Regions from separate parts of the Homo sapiens genome. Here region 1 is linked to region 2. The links are chromatin loops, found by intact Hi-C in ENCODE. Cell type or tissue: Caco-2. All regions are shown on one strand. Links, peaks and the distances in the headings refer to the core of each region. The heading gives the core; the rest is flanking DNA.

Evidence for each region. Peaks named below come from ENCODE experiments on the same cell type or tissue, not always from the same donor. Only the 100,000 strongest peaks of a DNase experiment are listed, where the experiment ranks them.
Region 1: a loop joins it to region 2, with 5 times the contacts of the local background. A loop is called at or near these places in 1 of 110 quality-filtered maps.

What each region holds. Positions count from the first base shown.
Region 1 is chr7:83,280,655-83,288,925 of GRCh38, reverse strand. No RefSeq gene overlaps it. Among named protein-coding and RNA genes, the nearest start is that of PCLO, 120 kb to the right of the region's middle. In Caco-2, for the core only: no CTCF peak of the experiment used is centred there; no DNase peak of the experiment used is centred there.
Region 2 is chr7:83,344,703-83,352,973 of GRCh38, reverse strand. No RefSeq gene overlaps it. Among named protein-coding and RNA genes, the nearest start is that of PCLO, 190 kb to the right of the region's middle. In Caco-2, for the core only: no CTCF peak of the experiment used is centred there; a DNase peak (open chromatin) is centred at 4,723; H3K27me3 peaks cover 145 bases.

The sequences.
Region 1 (8,271 bases), core at 1,648-5,647, 63 kb after region 2:
TAAGAAGAAAATCTCTTTCCTTCTTCCTTTGCATTGTTTTGTTTTTGTGTGTGTAAGTTATAGTGCTTGGTGCTTTGGTGCTTGTAGGTATTAAGTGAGTATTAAGAGAAGCCAGGCCAATAAGACTGACATCACTGAATCATGTCTACAACAATGTATTCTGAATTTCTTGTTTTGTCACATATTAAACTTTCATTGTTTAAGCCACTTTTAATCAAAAACATGTTATTTTCAAATGAAATAATCTTAGATGATCTATCTTTTGTTGAATTTATTTATTTCAAATTACCATGGAGAGATGTAAATTTCCTGGTCAGAATTCCGAATCATATCTTTTCTCTAATGCAACTGCTTGAAATAACAAACAATAAAAACAACAAAAAACTGTATAAACTTACCACGTGACACTTATTTTGCATTACTAATATGTTACCATGACCATAAATGAATGACAGAATAGAAAATAAGATCTTTTTAAACCTTCATAGTAGTAGAGAATATGTAAATTGAATTGTGTTGCTATAAAATATGTAAGATTTCCAGAGGCTTTTCTGTCTGGGCAGTAATTCAAACTTAATCCTAACCACAAAACAATGCTTCTCTCTCATTTTCTTATTCTCCTCTTTCATCTTAACATATATTGGGATATTAATAGATGCCAGCCTTTAACAATAACTAACAGGCAAAACGTTAACACAGATAATTTATAGAATAGTTTGTTCCTTTTATTCACTCATTTATTATTCACATCACAGAAGAATTAGATATGTTAATAAAAGTTTCTTACAACTCATTTGTCTTGTTGTTCACAATCATACAGCACATTAAACGCCTTGAGGATCTTTGGAAAAAAATACAAATTAGCACCCACAGATATTATTTAATTGGTCTGGGGGAGGATCAGTGGATATTTTTTTAAAGTGCCTCCAGTTGGCTTTAATGAACTGCCAGCACTGAGAATCATTGCACTGAAACTTGTTCAAAGAAGCCACTACTAGGCTAGATGAAATGAGTTGCTCAGATTGCAGAAGAACCTAGGAATGCTCCCCAATCCTCAAGTTGAAGTTTGTAGCCTGCTTTTGAGCCAGGCCTGGAGATTTGGTTATTAGCTTGGAAAGGACTTAAGAAAACTGTCTCAATTATAGAGGAAAGCAGTGTGATTGGAGAAGTCCCAGGTTGTCTTGGTTGTTTTACTCAGAGAAATTTGGAGGAAAACAGATAGTATAAGATGACATCCTCTTTAATAAAACTCCATAGACATAAAAATATCTATGTTTAATATATGTAAGTTAATATGGAAAAGGATAGGTGAGTTATAATTATATCAACATCAGCAAGAAATCTAAAATTGAGGTTATTAACAATATTGCACAGCTGGATGCACACAGAAAATATAGAGTATTTTCTTAATTATTAATGTAATCCAGAGGGATGTGGCACAACCCAAATGCAGCAATACCCATAGTGATAATGAAAACACATATACCCAGGCGAAAATGAAAGAGATGCTAGGTAGATTCTCTCTGTCTTTTAAATTCATTTAGTTATAAAATAACACATACATAAAAACACAACCAATGAAATAAGTAAATACATAGTTGAATAGATTATTATAAAGCAAACATCCTTGTAATTAGCAAACAGATCAAAATAAAATTTTGACAGCAAGCCTGTCCTTGTGACCCAACACAATCACAACTGCTTCCCTCCTCGTAAAAGAAACCACTAACCCGTTTTTCAGAGAAGTCACTTCTTTGCTGCCTTTTAGCCTTATTAGTCTAGCTTGTCTCCTTAGATAGTATAGTTTAGTCTTCCTAAAAAAACTAAACTGAACATTTGATATGTCTCTTTTTTGCTTTTTAACCTTCAGCTTCTCTCTTTATCCCTTCCATTTGCTTACAATTTGCATCCTGAAGAACTTAGGCCAATTGATCTTAGAATTTCCCACAGACTAGATTTTAGAGATTGAAACCTCATAGTATAGTTCATCATGTTGATGTGTCCTTTATGTTTCCTGACAATTGGAAGCTGGATCCAAAGCCTTGACTGGACTCAAATTCTATCTATTCGATAAGACTGTAGATGGTATTATATTCTTTTATCAAGAACATTGTTTCCGGTCGCTTTTTTCATGATATTAGTAGGTGTTGATGCTCAATGCATGGATCCATTAAGAAGCAGCAAAATGGTGATAATTTAATGCCATCATTTCTTATAATGTATTAGACTGAAAACCTCTATAAAGGGACACTTTTCCTCATCTACTCCTTATTTACAGTTCAAATATAGAGAAGAGACACATAATAAATGTTCTATTTTATTTACTACCTTTGAAGATCAGTTGTTTCCCTTTCTTCACCCCTATGTGAGCATTTATTTAATATTGTGATGACCATATGAGATTAAACATATTTTCTGGATTTATCCATTTCAAACATTTTTATTAAAGCTTAGGTGGTCCTGTCTTTAGCCAGGACAAATTGTCATTCAAATAGAATCTTGAGTCTTTTCAATATGACTCTAGTATTCTGATGGCTTCCTTACTATCTAGTATAACAAAAATATTTCAAGACTGTATTGGTTTTGTATTGTGACGTAACAAATATCACAAATGTCAAGACTTAAAAGAACGTGCACTAATTCTCTCACAGTTCTGTAGTGCAGACCTTCAGCATTGCATGCCTGGGTTCTCTTAGGGTCTTATAAGGCTGAAATGAAAGTATTAGATGAATTGCATTCTTATCTGGAGGTTCTAGATAAGAATTTACTTTCAAGGTTACTCAGGTTGTTGACAGATTCAGGCTATCAGGCTGACGTCTTCATTTCCTCGCTGGCTTTTGACTGGTGGTCACTTTCAGATCCTAGAGACCTTGTTCTAGTTCTTTGTATACGCATCCCCTCCATCTTCAAGCAGGCACTGTATGCCAAATCTCCCTCGTGCTTTGAACCTCTAACCTCTTTTACAACCCACAGAGGAAAATTCTCTGCTCTTAAAGTGCTCCTGTGATTCAGCCAGCTAACCAGGATATATTCCATATTTGAGGGATGTTAATTACATCTACAAATCCATTCACAACAGTATTGAGAATAGTGTTTGATTGGTCAAGATGGAAATCATGGGGTACACACATACACACACATACACATACATATGTAATATATAATATTAAGAATAACCTCATGAGTTTAAACTGATATTTCCAAATCAAATTCAGGACTATCACATTTTTTGCTTAACTTCTTCCACTTCTTTTGTATTACATCTGTATCTCCATTCTTCCAACCAGGAATTCTGGTTTTCAAGAACACATGATGAAAGGAACTTGAGTTTCCTATAATGAATGACTTGCTTTATAATATATTTCACACACAAGTATTTCAGAATGATAGTATGAATACTGCAACCACTGATAAGCTTACTGAAAAAAATTGAACTTACAAAATTTAATAAAATATCTTTTATATTCTCTAACCATTAAAATGGTTGAACTATACTATATTTTTGGATCATATAGCCATTATTACACTCCTTCCTTTTTTACACTCATTTTGTCTTTATAAGTAACTGTACCACAAGTTTTTATGTAGGTGACTGTACTTGTTTGATTGTCTGAAGCTTTTTCCTTAGGAAATGCCTCAGGATTCTTGAGAAAAATATTCCTTGAGTTCTTGCATGATGATAAAAGTTTATCTGTGTCCATTATAATTAAAAGTCAGTTTTGCTAGATATAAAATTATTTTTCCACATTTATTTGTCCATATTTAGTATCTTAAATATATTCTAGTTTAGTCTGGCATAGAAAAATTGCTGTTGAAAAGTCTGATGACAAGCTAATTTTATTTCCCTTATGAGTCACTTGAGCTTTTTGCAAAAGCAAAGAGCTCCTTTGATATCTAAAAGAATTTTCTATTTATTTATGTTTTTATAAATTATCCAGTAATTTTATAGACTATGTCTTGGTTTTATTCACTTTAAGTTATATTCCGAAGTATGTAGTGTATTTTTTCATTAAGCAGTTACAAATCATTCTTTAAAATTCAGAAATGTTCTCTTAAATTATAGCTTTCAATATTAGTTTGGCTTATTTGCTTTTGTTTTTATCTTCAGAGATTTCTATTATTCCTAAGTTGGATATACTTTCTTCACTAATATTTATGTGTATGTATATATACATATGTGTGTATATAAACAGTCATGTCATTTAACAAAGAAGATACATTCTAAGAAATGTATCATTAGACAATTTTGTCATTGTGTGAACATTGTAAAGGGTATTTATACAAACCTAGATGGTACAGCCCATAATACACTTAGGCCAAATGGTACAACCTATTGTTCCTAGGCTATAAAACTGTAGAGCATGCTACTATGCTGAAAACTACAGGCAATTGGGACACAATAGTAGGTATTTGTGTATCTAAACATATCTAAACATGGAAAAGATACTGTTAGGTTCTGAAGGGAAGACTAGGGTTAAAGAAAGACACACAGAGAGAAGGAGATACAAACAGCAACACAGGTATATTGCAGACACTGCGAAAATGGGGGACCAGCTTAATGCCAGAATCCACTGCTGCTCACAAGCTGGAGCAAGTCATAGGCCTGGGCAGGAGGGGCTTGGGGGGAAATGACATGCTGCCCAGCAGGATATTGGTAAGATGTTCCATAATAAGGCAGTTCTGGCCCTTGTTCCAGCGGAATGTGGTGTTCCTTGCACTTTCCCCCAGCAGAATATGATAGAGATGTTTCCTCAGTTGGGTCTTTGCCTTTGGTTGGGATTTGTCTGTCTTGTGGTCAGGTGGTTAGGCAGGATGTTTCTCACTGCCTGAACCCCTGTGAAATGTTTCAATTTGACCAAGGTCTGCAAAATAGCAGGAAGCTTATAAAATGGTGGTTTGGACTAACAGGTACAGTAAAAATATGGCATAAAAAATAAAAAATGGGACACTTGCATAAAGTATTTATGAATACTGTCTGCAGGACTAGCTGTTGCTATGGGTGAGTGAGTGAGTGACTGGTGAGTAAACGTAAAGGCCTAGAACATTACTGTATACTACTCTAGACTTTATAAACATTGTACACTTAGGCTATAGTAAATTTATAAAACATTCTTCTTCAATAATAAATTAACCTGCACTCATGTAGCTTTTTTCTTTTATAAACTTCTAAATTTTTAAACTTTCTTATTCTTTTACAACATGTAGATTAAAATAAAAATACATTTTATAGCTCTACAAAAATATTTTTTGTTTATATACTTATTCTATAAGGTTTTTCTATTTTTAAGTGTATTTACTTTCTTTTACTTTTTAATTGCTTTTGTTAAAGAAGAATAAGACACAAACACACACATTATCCTATGCCTACAGAGGGTCAGAGTCATCAATATCAATATTTTCCACTTCCACATCTTGTCCCACTGGAAGGTCTTCAGGGGCAATAACAAGCACGGAACTGTCATCTCCTATGAGAACAATGCACTAGGTTTGTTTACAACAGCATCACCATAAACATGTGAGTATGACCACTATGATGTCACTAGGTAATACGAATTTTTCAACTTGCTCTTTATATATACACACATATACACACACACACAAAGACACACACATAAACTACATATACAAACACACAAAGACACACACATACACTACATCATTTTAATTTTTTAATCTCTTTCATCTTTAAAATATTTCAATCTTCATATTGTTCTGAAGGCATTATTTATTATTTGTTCATTTTTATGTTTTTCCAGTTTTGGTTTTAATGATTTTTAAAAACTTCTAATGGTTTCCAAGTTTTAAAAGTTTCTGTGTTTCCAAGTCATTTCTGTTTTTAAAAAAATTCTTATTTAAACTCTTTTCTCATGACTTGCATCATTTTCCCAATATCTTTTAGTTTCTTTTGTTTTGTTCATGGGCATGTCTTCTGGTGTGTTGTCATTATCTGTAGAAATGTTATGTTGTTCTTATTAATAATTCTATTTTTCTTGTTATATCTATGTATAGGATTAGACCTGATATGTTATTCTTAGTTTTCCTAAACTTTTAGAAGTAGGTGTGGCTTCAGATAGCTTTTCTAACTTCACAGTATTTCCCTTTTCTTTGTTTTCCACATAGTATTAAAAACATGCCGGTTTGCTTCCTGAAATGTCCTAGCTCTATCCCCTTTTCCACTTTTAACCTAATGTCAAGTTAAAAGTATACACACACACACACACACACACACACACACACACACACACACATACAGTATCTTATCACTGGTGAGTTGCCTCACTAGTAAGTTGTGTAAATTCAGAATCATTTTAAAATAAACCAAATTTGATAGGTCAGGCATATCAAATCTACAAAGCCATCATTCTTTCTTATTCCATCAACATTAGATGAAGGCCTATTAAATTCAAAAATTAGCATGTTTGGTTATTCTACTTCTGGATAGGATCTATTTTTTCAAGAGTCAAGCTCAGGTCAAGTGAATATACAATAATAAAATGTCCCATTCACTTTTTTCAAGAACAGGGGACCATATCTGTTTTTTCCTATATTGTATGTCCAACAATTAATACAGTGCCTGGCACATAAGAACTCAGTAAATATTTGTGAAGAGAAGAATACATTTATGAATGAAATTATACTATTGTACAAGTATTCCGATTATGTCCATTTTAGTGTGGCATAACAGCTCAATTGAGTTGATAGATAACTGCATTGATCATTACATAAATAAACATTTATTTTTTATAGATAGGGCCCTAGATTAGGTAAGATTGGCTATTTTAGGATTTACTTATTCAATATTGTGCTAGGAACTACTACTGAAGCATAAAAAATGTAGTATTTGCCTTTTATAGTATAATGGGAAACCTGTAATAGATATTTTTATGGAGTGCATTTACAATATTTAGGATGTGCATAAAAGGGGTGCCAAAACTCTTTTCTCTTTAGGGGACGGCTTTGGAGGTGGGTTAAGAAAGTTACCTGGAGTATGTATTAATTGTGCTAGAGTCTAAAACAGAGTAGACATTGACCAGCTGAAGGAGATGTGGGGCTTTGGAAAGTGTCGCAGAGGAAAGATCTGGAGAAAGGCTTGTAGGTGAAAGGAGAGCATGACAAATTTAGAGAAAATGTTAAGTTTATCTTTGTGTTCATCTCCTGCAATATTACAAATTCATTCAGAAAATTTATAACATTCACTATAATAAAGGATAAAATGTCAGGATTTTTTATTTTGTTTTGTTTTCCTTTCGGCTTTTTGTTTGTTCCTTTGTCTGTATAAGACAGTTGGATTTCTTATGGAGACTCTGCCTAGTCTATAATAGACTAAAGGATTCAAATTGAGGCTATGGCCTTCAAAGGTACTGGATAGAAATATGCAATTTCTGATTTTGTCACCCCATCCCATATATTTTCTGGTTGCCCCAAACCTCTTTATTGTTCATCTGAAGCCCAGGATGGCTTGACCCTGCTTCGTAACACCCCAGATAGGATGTTTTTAAGTGCTTCCTATGAGCAGACACTCTTATAACAGGAGAAAGCAACTTTAAAGAAATTTATTGAGTGGTTGAATGATTCATTCAGTTCAATGCGCTAATTCTAACTACATCTGCTCTTTTTCAAGAGATTTTCCTTTGCCTCAATTAATGAATCTTTAACAAAGTTTCTTTTTAGCAAAGATTTATTGGGTCAATGCTTTGCTGTTCTTTAAAAATTACATTATGTAGAATTGTTAGTACAAAAAGATCTTTCTGTTCCAAACCTCTGTAAGCTTGATATTTCTATTCTCCCTTGAAGTAACTCTCAGCCAGAGCACTAAATTTTAGTAACCTGGTTAAAATTATAGATGCCATCTTAATGTTTCTTCTCCCCCAGGAACTAGGATAATGCATGCAGCAACCCAGGAAGTTAAGCTCAGGTCACATGCTTGCATGTCTAAATTGGCTGATTCATTAAAATATTAAATTTTTAAGGATGAAACTGAGTATGCATGCTTTACATTTTGAATTTTTATAGAAAATTTGAATGCAAATAGAGTTAAACTAAGTACAGATTAAACACAGCTGTCCAGATGTCTGAATTACCACAAGACTTCATAAGTAAGCAGTTCTTTAGGAAAATGAGCCCTTTTGTTCAATTCGTGCAGCAGAGTCCACATTTATTTGTATAGGAAAATTCCATTTCACAAATAGAATAAGAGTAGAAATAAAGGAACTTTTAAATACACGTATCACTTTTTTTTTTTCTGAGTCTATAAGAAATAACCAGAGTCCC
Region 2 (8,271 bases), core at 2,242-6,241:
TCATAGATTGGAAGAATTAATACTGTTAAACTATCTATATAAGTCAGAGTAATCTTTAGATTCATTACAAGCCCTATCGAAATCCCAAAGACACTTCTAATGGAAACAGACAAAAACAATCCTAAAATTCATATGAAACCACAAAAGACTCAGAATAGCCAAAGCAATTTTGAATGAGAATAAGGCTGGAGGTGTCACACTTCCAGATTCCAAAATATATGATAAAGCTACAATATTCAAAGCAATATGCTACTGGTATAAAACAGCCATACAGACCAATGGAACAAAATAGAAAGCCCAGAAATAAACTCACTCATGTATGGTCAACTGATTTTCAACAAGGATGCCATGAATGCACAATGGGGAAAGGATGATAGTTTCTTCAATAATTGGTGTTGGGAAAACTACTTATCTATATACAAAAGAACAAAATTAGATTCTTATTTTATACCACACATAAAAATTAACTCAAATGAATTAAAGATTTTAACATAAGATCCGAAGCAGTAAAACTTCTATAAAAAATTGGAAACATCATCTTCACATTGGTCTTGACAATGATGTCTTGGATATGACACCCAAAACACAGGCAACAAAAGCAAAAATAGATAAGTGATACTACATCAAACTTAAAATAGTTTGCACAGTAAAGGAAACAATCAACAGGGTGAAAGGGCAACCTATGGGATGGTAGAAAATTTGTAAAGTGTGTATATAATAAAGAATTAATTTCCAAAATATATAGGGAACTCCTAAAACTCAACAACAACAACAACAAACCAACCTGACTCAAAAAATGGGCAAGGACTTGAATGGACATTTCTCCCAAAGAGACATCCAGATGGCAAACAGGTACATGAGAATTTGCTCAACATCACTAATTATCGCGGAAATGTACTTCAAAACCACAATGAGATATCATCTCACACCTATTAGCATGGCTATTATTAAAAAAAAACAAAACAAAAGATAACAAGTGTTGGCAACGTTGTGGAGAAGTTGGAACCTTTGTACACTGATAGTGGGAATATAAAATGGTACAGTCATGACAAAAAGCAGTGTGCAGGTTCCTCAAAAAATTAATAATAGAACAACCATATGATCTAGCCTATACTCCCTTTCCAGATATATTTCCAAGAATATTGAAATCAGAATCTTTAAGGGATATCTACACACCCATATTCATTGCAGCCTTATCCACAATGGCCAAGATATGGAAACAACCTGAATGCCCATCAATGGATGAGACAATATAGAAAACATGTATATATGTATTCAATAGAATATTATTCAGCCTTGGAAAAGAAGGAAATCTTACCATATGTGACAATATCCATGAACCTGGAGGACATTAATGCTAAGTGAAAGAAACCACATGTAGAAGACATATACTACATGATTCCTCTTGTTTGAGGCATCTAAAATGTCAAACATATAGAAGCAGACAATAGAATGGTGGAGCTGAGAAGAGGGGGATATGGGAAGATGTTGTTCAATGGGTATGAAGTTACAGTTAGACTATACAAGATAAGTACTTCCAGAGATCTTCTGTACAACATAATGCCTATAATTAAGAACAAATATTGTGCACTTAGAAATTTTTTAAAATGGTCAATCTCAATCTCATGTCCAGTATTTTTACCACCAAAAAAAACAGGGAGATTAAAAAACTTTTGGAGGCTATGAATTTGTTTATTGCATTGATTGTGGTAATGGTAACATGAATGCATACATATGTCCAAACTCATAAATTGTATACATTACTTATGTGCAGTTTTTATATACCAATTATACCTCTATAAAGTTGGGAGGAGAGAAAAAAGAGAGGCATGGCCAGGATCAAGTATTCTCACCACATCCAATCACAATGTTGCCCTGGGAAAGTCTTAATAGAGTCCATAAGCTGACTCTACTATTTGTAGAGTCCCAAGCAGCTTACTTTCTTGGCTGTCCCAGAAAGTAAAGAAATTACAGTGTTACACATTCTTTTACCCACTCCCTCTAAATATTTTCTTGGGCTCATTTTCTAAGGGAAAAATCTAATTATTCTAACACTCTGTGTTAGTTTTTAACTAGACATAGCCAAAATGTTGAGCTTACCTAAAGCTATGCCCTGCTAGTTAAGAAGATCCTGATATTTGTTTAGCCTGTTGGGTTGTCTGACTGCCCTGACTGTGGTGGCTTCCAGCTCTTTGCCCTAGTAAACAGGTCCCATTTGGCTTACTTTACTTCTATATTGTTTTCCTTTAAGGCAAGGTCCTGGATTATTGCACACCTAGACATAAGCCTTCACAGTCTTAAAAAAGATAGGATTTTGAGAGCTAAATATGATTTAGGGAAAGGTACCACCAATAGCAAAAGTGTAAAGAGGAAAATAAGTACAAGAAATGGATTTTCCCATGGTGACAATTATAGCTAGAATGGTTCATAGAAAAAGTTTATTGAGCAAAGCAAGTATGAATGCAATAGAAACTAAATTATTGACTTTGTGTGAGGAACCTGTACTAGAAGTTGATGCTCATCCCCAATTTTCATTTGCTCTCTCTTCCTTGCAATAATGGAATCATGTCACTTACAGCTGGACACACAGACAATAAGCTAGACTCCCTTGCAGCTAGGTAGAGAGATTTGGTTTCTCTCAGGCTAATTAAAACATAAGCAGAAATTACATGAGGAATATTTCCTACAACAGAAGTTGTTTGTTTCTCCTCTTTCCTTTCACTGCTGGCAGAAGTAGTATGCATTGGATCTGCTGCCTTGGACCCCATCTGGAATTCATGTTGAGAGTATCAAGTGTACCCCATTAGTCCTGGACTCTTCACTTTTAAACTTTTATGTGAGAAAGAAATAAAGTGTTATATTATTTAAGCCTCTGTGTTTTGGGGTTCCATTTTTGCACTAGTTAAATCATGTTCTTCATTAATAAAGAGATTTGAAGACCTCTGAGCACATAGTGAGTGAGAAGCTCAAGACTGCTATGCCAAAAATAATACCATTAATCAAGTGGAGGCTATCATGAAACATGTTCAAACTCTGACACTGATACCAGGCTGAGCCTCACATTTTCTCTGGAACAGTGCTTTCTCTGGCCAATATTATGTTAACATAAACACATCTGGCAGAATCATCTCTTCCTCTTTCTCACCGAGCTTGATTGATGGTATTTTTAAGAAAACTAATGAGCTTTAGAACAGTAATATTGCTTTTAGTGTCAGCCCTCAGTAGCAATGCAAGCAGACAGCCATGTTTGCAATGTGATATTCACCCTGACAAAACACACCTCTTTTATATTCTTACCAGAGTAACTTAGTCCTTCTCCCAGGCATTTCAGTTAAAACATTGCTAATGTTCATATGACCCCTAGAATACAGAAAGGATTTAGTCTTCTAACATAGTACCCATTTGCTCAGGTAAATTGTTTTATTAGGAGTTGTTACTTACAAAATATCAGAAAAGTAGACAAGAAGCAATTCAACTTTCCTAGGAGATTTGGTAGATGAAACCTTTTTCCCAGCAAAGGGGGTTGTATGAAGAGTGCTTTCAGAGGTTCTTTGTCAATGGCTAGCACTTACAATGGACAAGGCCCCATGCATGCAATATCTCATTTAATGTTCCCTCCAACCCCAAGTGGGAGGACTTTTACCACCCATTTTACTGCAGAGAAGTAAGTGGTAGACCTGGGGTTCAAACTCAGTAAGATTGACCTCAGAGCCCCAGGTTTAACCTACATACTATACTCCCTTAACATCTCATGGCTCACATGAGGACCTGAGTAAAATTTTTTCCTTACTTCTTGGTGTGTCAGGGAGTAAGTCTTAAAACCACTGGGTATGAATCCTTCAACTGTAAGCAGTTGACTTTACAAGGCAGAGCAATAATACAATTTTCTTTAGAATGCTACTAGCCGTATCCCTGGGAAGGCAATGGTGAGAAGAAAAATACATACGTAGTACAATCAGGGTTCACTACATGTTTCCAGGATAAAAGTTATGTGCAGTTTCTAAAAACATCTGAGCCTAAACTGTCATTCCTTTAGTTGGTTATAAACCAGGTCAATGTTCTTAATAAAAAATCATGCTAAAGGCAGTTTTAGGATCATGTTCTTTGAAAATTTACTCTTTTAGGCCGGGCACGGTGGCACATGCCTGTAATCCCAGCACTTCGGAGGCTGAGGTGGGTGGATCACCCGAGGTCAGGAGTTCGCAACCAGCCTGGCCAACATGGTAAAACCCCGTCTCTACTAAATACAAAAAAAAATAGCTGGACGTGGTGGCGCATGCCTGTAATCCGAGCTACTTGTGAGGCTGAGACAGGAGAATTGCTTGAAACTAGGAGGCGGAGGTTGCAGTGAGCTGAAATCACACCATTGCGCTCCAGCCTGGGCAACAAGAGCAAAAATCCAATAAAAAAAATTACTCTTTTAAGGTTTAAAAAGAGATATTTCATAGACTTCTTCTAAATATACCATTTTGTCTTTCATTTAGAGATAGATTGAATTTGAAATATAAATATAGCTTAGAGTGACCTGGGCACAGGAATAAGAGCAGCCCTCCTTTTGCTCTGATTTAATAAGTAGGTCTGGCTGTGAATTTTTCACGTGAGTGGGCTCTGTAATGAGCTGGTTATTTCGACAGTTATCATAATAGAAAGGGTATAAACCAGAGACTGCTTTCTAGTAAGTGCCTCGTGACTGTCAGATAAGGGGAGGAGCTGCTTTGCAGAATGTGCCTGTGACTCAGCTCTGTGAAATTCACCAGCATCCTTCTCTGAGATAGACTAAGTGGCAGAATAAGAAATCTGTTAAGGTCTATTAGTGGAGAAGGAGGACTCTGAGAACTGAATCTTCTTATAGAGGTGTCCACAGCTGATCTAGATAAGAATGGGTTGAAGTCCTCATTTTTTATGACCCTTGGCTTAGGACAATTTATTGTCCTGTAGATTGCTATGAGATAACAATTGCTATGAGCTTTACATGTGGCTGACAGCCCAGCGTGATTTCTTTCCGCTCAGCTATAAGAATTTTCTTATGCTTTCTTCATGAGACTAACTATATTGTGCCATAATGTGCCTCATAATATACTTGTTTTATATAGATGTCAATAATTGATATGTTCTTTATTGAGTTGTTTCTCAGTTTCTTGAGTCATATTTGTATATCACATAGATCAGTGTTTTGCACATAGATGTAAATACTGTATAGTTTTTGAATAATGAGGGGAAATGATTTCTTTTTTATTGTATACTTTAAATTCTGGGATACATGTGCAGAATGTGCAGGTTTGTTACATAGGTATACACGTGCCATGGTGGTTTGCTGAACCCATCAACCCATGATCTACACTAGGTGTTTATCCTAATGCTATACCTCCCCTAGCCCCCCGACCCCTGACAGGCCCCGGTGTGTGACGTTCCCCACCCTGTGTCCATGTGTTCTCCTTGTTCAACTCCCACTTAGGAATGAGAACATACGGTGTTTGGTTTTCTGTTTCTGTGTTAGTTTGCTGAGTATGATGGTTTCCAGCTTCATCCATGTCCCTGCAAAGGACATGAACTCATCCTTTTTTATGGCTGCATAGTATTCCATGGTGTATATGTGCCACATTTTCTTTATCCAGTCTATCATTGATGGGCATTTGAATTGGTTCCAAGTCTTTGCTATTGTGAACAGTGCTACAATAAACATACGTGTCCATGTGTCTTTATAGTAGAATGATTTATAAACCTTTGGGTGTATACCCAGTAATGGTATTTGTGGTTCTAGATCCTTGAGGAATCTCCACACTGTCTTCCACAATGGTTGGCTAATTTACACTCCCACCAACCATGTAAAATCATTCCTATTTCTCCACATCCTCTCCAGCATCTATTGTTTCCTGACTTTTTAATGATTGCCATTCTAACTGGCATGAGATGGTACCTCAAAGTGGTTTTGATTTGCATTTCCCTAATTACCAGGGATGGTGAGCTTTTCTTCATATGTTTTTTGGCCACATAAATGTCTTCTTATGAGAAGTGTCTGTTCACATACTTTGCCCACTTTTTGATGAGGTTGGTTTTTTCTTGTAAATTTGTTTAAGTTCCTTGTAGATTCTGGATATTAGCCCTTTGTCAGAAGGATAGATTGCAAAAATTTTCTCCCACTCTGTAAGTTGCCTGTTCACTCTGATGATAGTTTCTCTTGCTGTGCAGAAGCTCTTTAGTTTAATGAGATCACATTTATCAATTTTGACTTTTGTTGTCATTGCTTTTGGTGTTTTAGTCATGAAGTCTTTGCCCATGCCTATGCCCTGAATGGTATTGCCTAGGTTTTCTTCTAGAGAGTTTATGGTTTTAGGTCTTAAGCTTAGGTCTTTAATCCATCTTGAGTTAATTTTTGTAAAAGATGTAAGGAAGGGATCCAGTTTCAGTTTTCTGCATATGGCTAGCCAGTTTTCCCAACAACATTTATTAAATAGGGAATCCTTTCCCCATTTCTTGTTTTTGTCAGGTTTGTCAAAGATCAGATGGTTGTAGATGTGTGGCGTTATTTCTGAGGCCTCTGTTCTGTTCCATCAGTCTATATATCTGTTTTGGTACCAGTACCATTCTGTTTTAGTTACTGTAGCATTGTAGTATAGGTTGAAATCAGGTAGCATGATGCTTTAAGCTTTGTTCTGTTTGCTTAGGATTGTCTTGGCTATACAGTCTCTGTTTTGGTTCCACATGAAATTTAAAGTAGTTTTTTCTAATTCTGTGAAGAAAGTCAATGGTAGCTTGATGGGGATAGCATTGAATATAAAATTACTTTGGGCAGTATGGCCATTTTCACAATATTGGTTTTTCCTATCCATGAGCATGGAATGTTTTTCCATTTGTCCTCTTATTTCCTTGAGCAGTGGCTTGTAGTTCTCCTTGAAGTGGTCCTTCACATTCTTTGTAAGTTTTATTCCTATGTATTTTATTTTCTTCGTAGCAATTGTGAATGGGAGTTCACTCATGATTTGGCTCTCTGTTTGTCTATTATTGGTGTATAGGAATGCTTGTGATTATTGCACATTGATTTTGTATCCTGAGACTTTGCTGAAGTTGCTTATCAGCTTAAGGAGATTTTTGGGCTGAGATGTGCGGTTTTCTAAATATACAATCATGTCATCTGCAACCAGAGACAATTCAATTTCCTCTCTTCCTATTTGATACCCTTTATTTCTTTCTCTTGCCTGATTACCCTGGCTAGAACTTCCAATACTATGCAGAATAGAAGTGGTGAGAGAGGGCATCCTTGTCTTGTGCTAGTTTAAAGGGAATGCTTCCAGTTTTTGCCCATTCACTATGATATTTGCTGTGGGTTTGTCATAAATAACTCTTATTATTTTGAGATATGATCCATCAATACCTTGTTTATTGAGAGTTTTTAGCATGAAAGGGTGTTGAATTTTATCAAAGGCCTTTTCTGCATCTATTAAGATAACCTCGTGGTTTTTGTCATTGGTTCTGTTTATGTGATGGATTATGTTTATTGATTTGCATATGTTGAACCAGCCTTGCATCCCACGGATGAAGCTGACTTGATCATGGTGGATAAGCTTTTTGATGTGCTGCTGGATTTTGTTTGCCAGTATTTTATTGTGGATTTTCGCATCGATGTTCATCAGGGATATTGGCCTGAAATTTTCTTTTTTTGTTGTGTCTCCACCAGGTTTTGATATGAGGATGATCCTGACCTCATAAAATGAGTTAGGAAGGAGTCCCTCATTTTCTATTGCTTGGAATAGTTTCAGAAGGAATGGCACCAGCTCCTCTTTGTACCTCAGGTAGAATTTGGCTATAAATCATCTAGTCCTCAGCTTTTTTTGGTTGGTGGGCTATTAATTACTGCCTCAATTTCAGAACTTATTATTGGTCTATTCAGGGATTCGACTTCTTCCTGGATTAGTCTTGGGAGGGTATATATGTCCAGGAATTTATCCATTTCTTCTAGATTTTCTATTTTATTTGCTTAGAGGTGTTTGTAGTATTATCTGATGGTAGTTTGTATTTCTGTGGGATCAGCGGTGATATCCCCTTTATCATTTTTTATTGTGTCTATTTGATTCTTCTTCCTTTTCTTCTATATTAGTCTGGCTACTGATCTATCTATTTTGTTAATATTTTCAAAAAACAAGCTCCTGGATTCATTGATTTTTTGAAGGAAGTTTTTTGTTTCTATCTCCTTCAGTTCTGCTCTGATCTTAGCTATTTCTTCTCTTCTGCTAGCTTTTGAATTTGTTTTCTCTTGCTTCTCTAGTTCTTTTA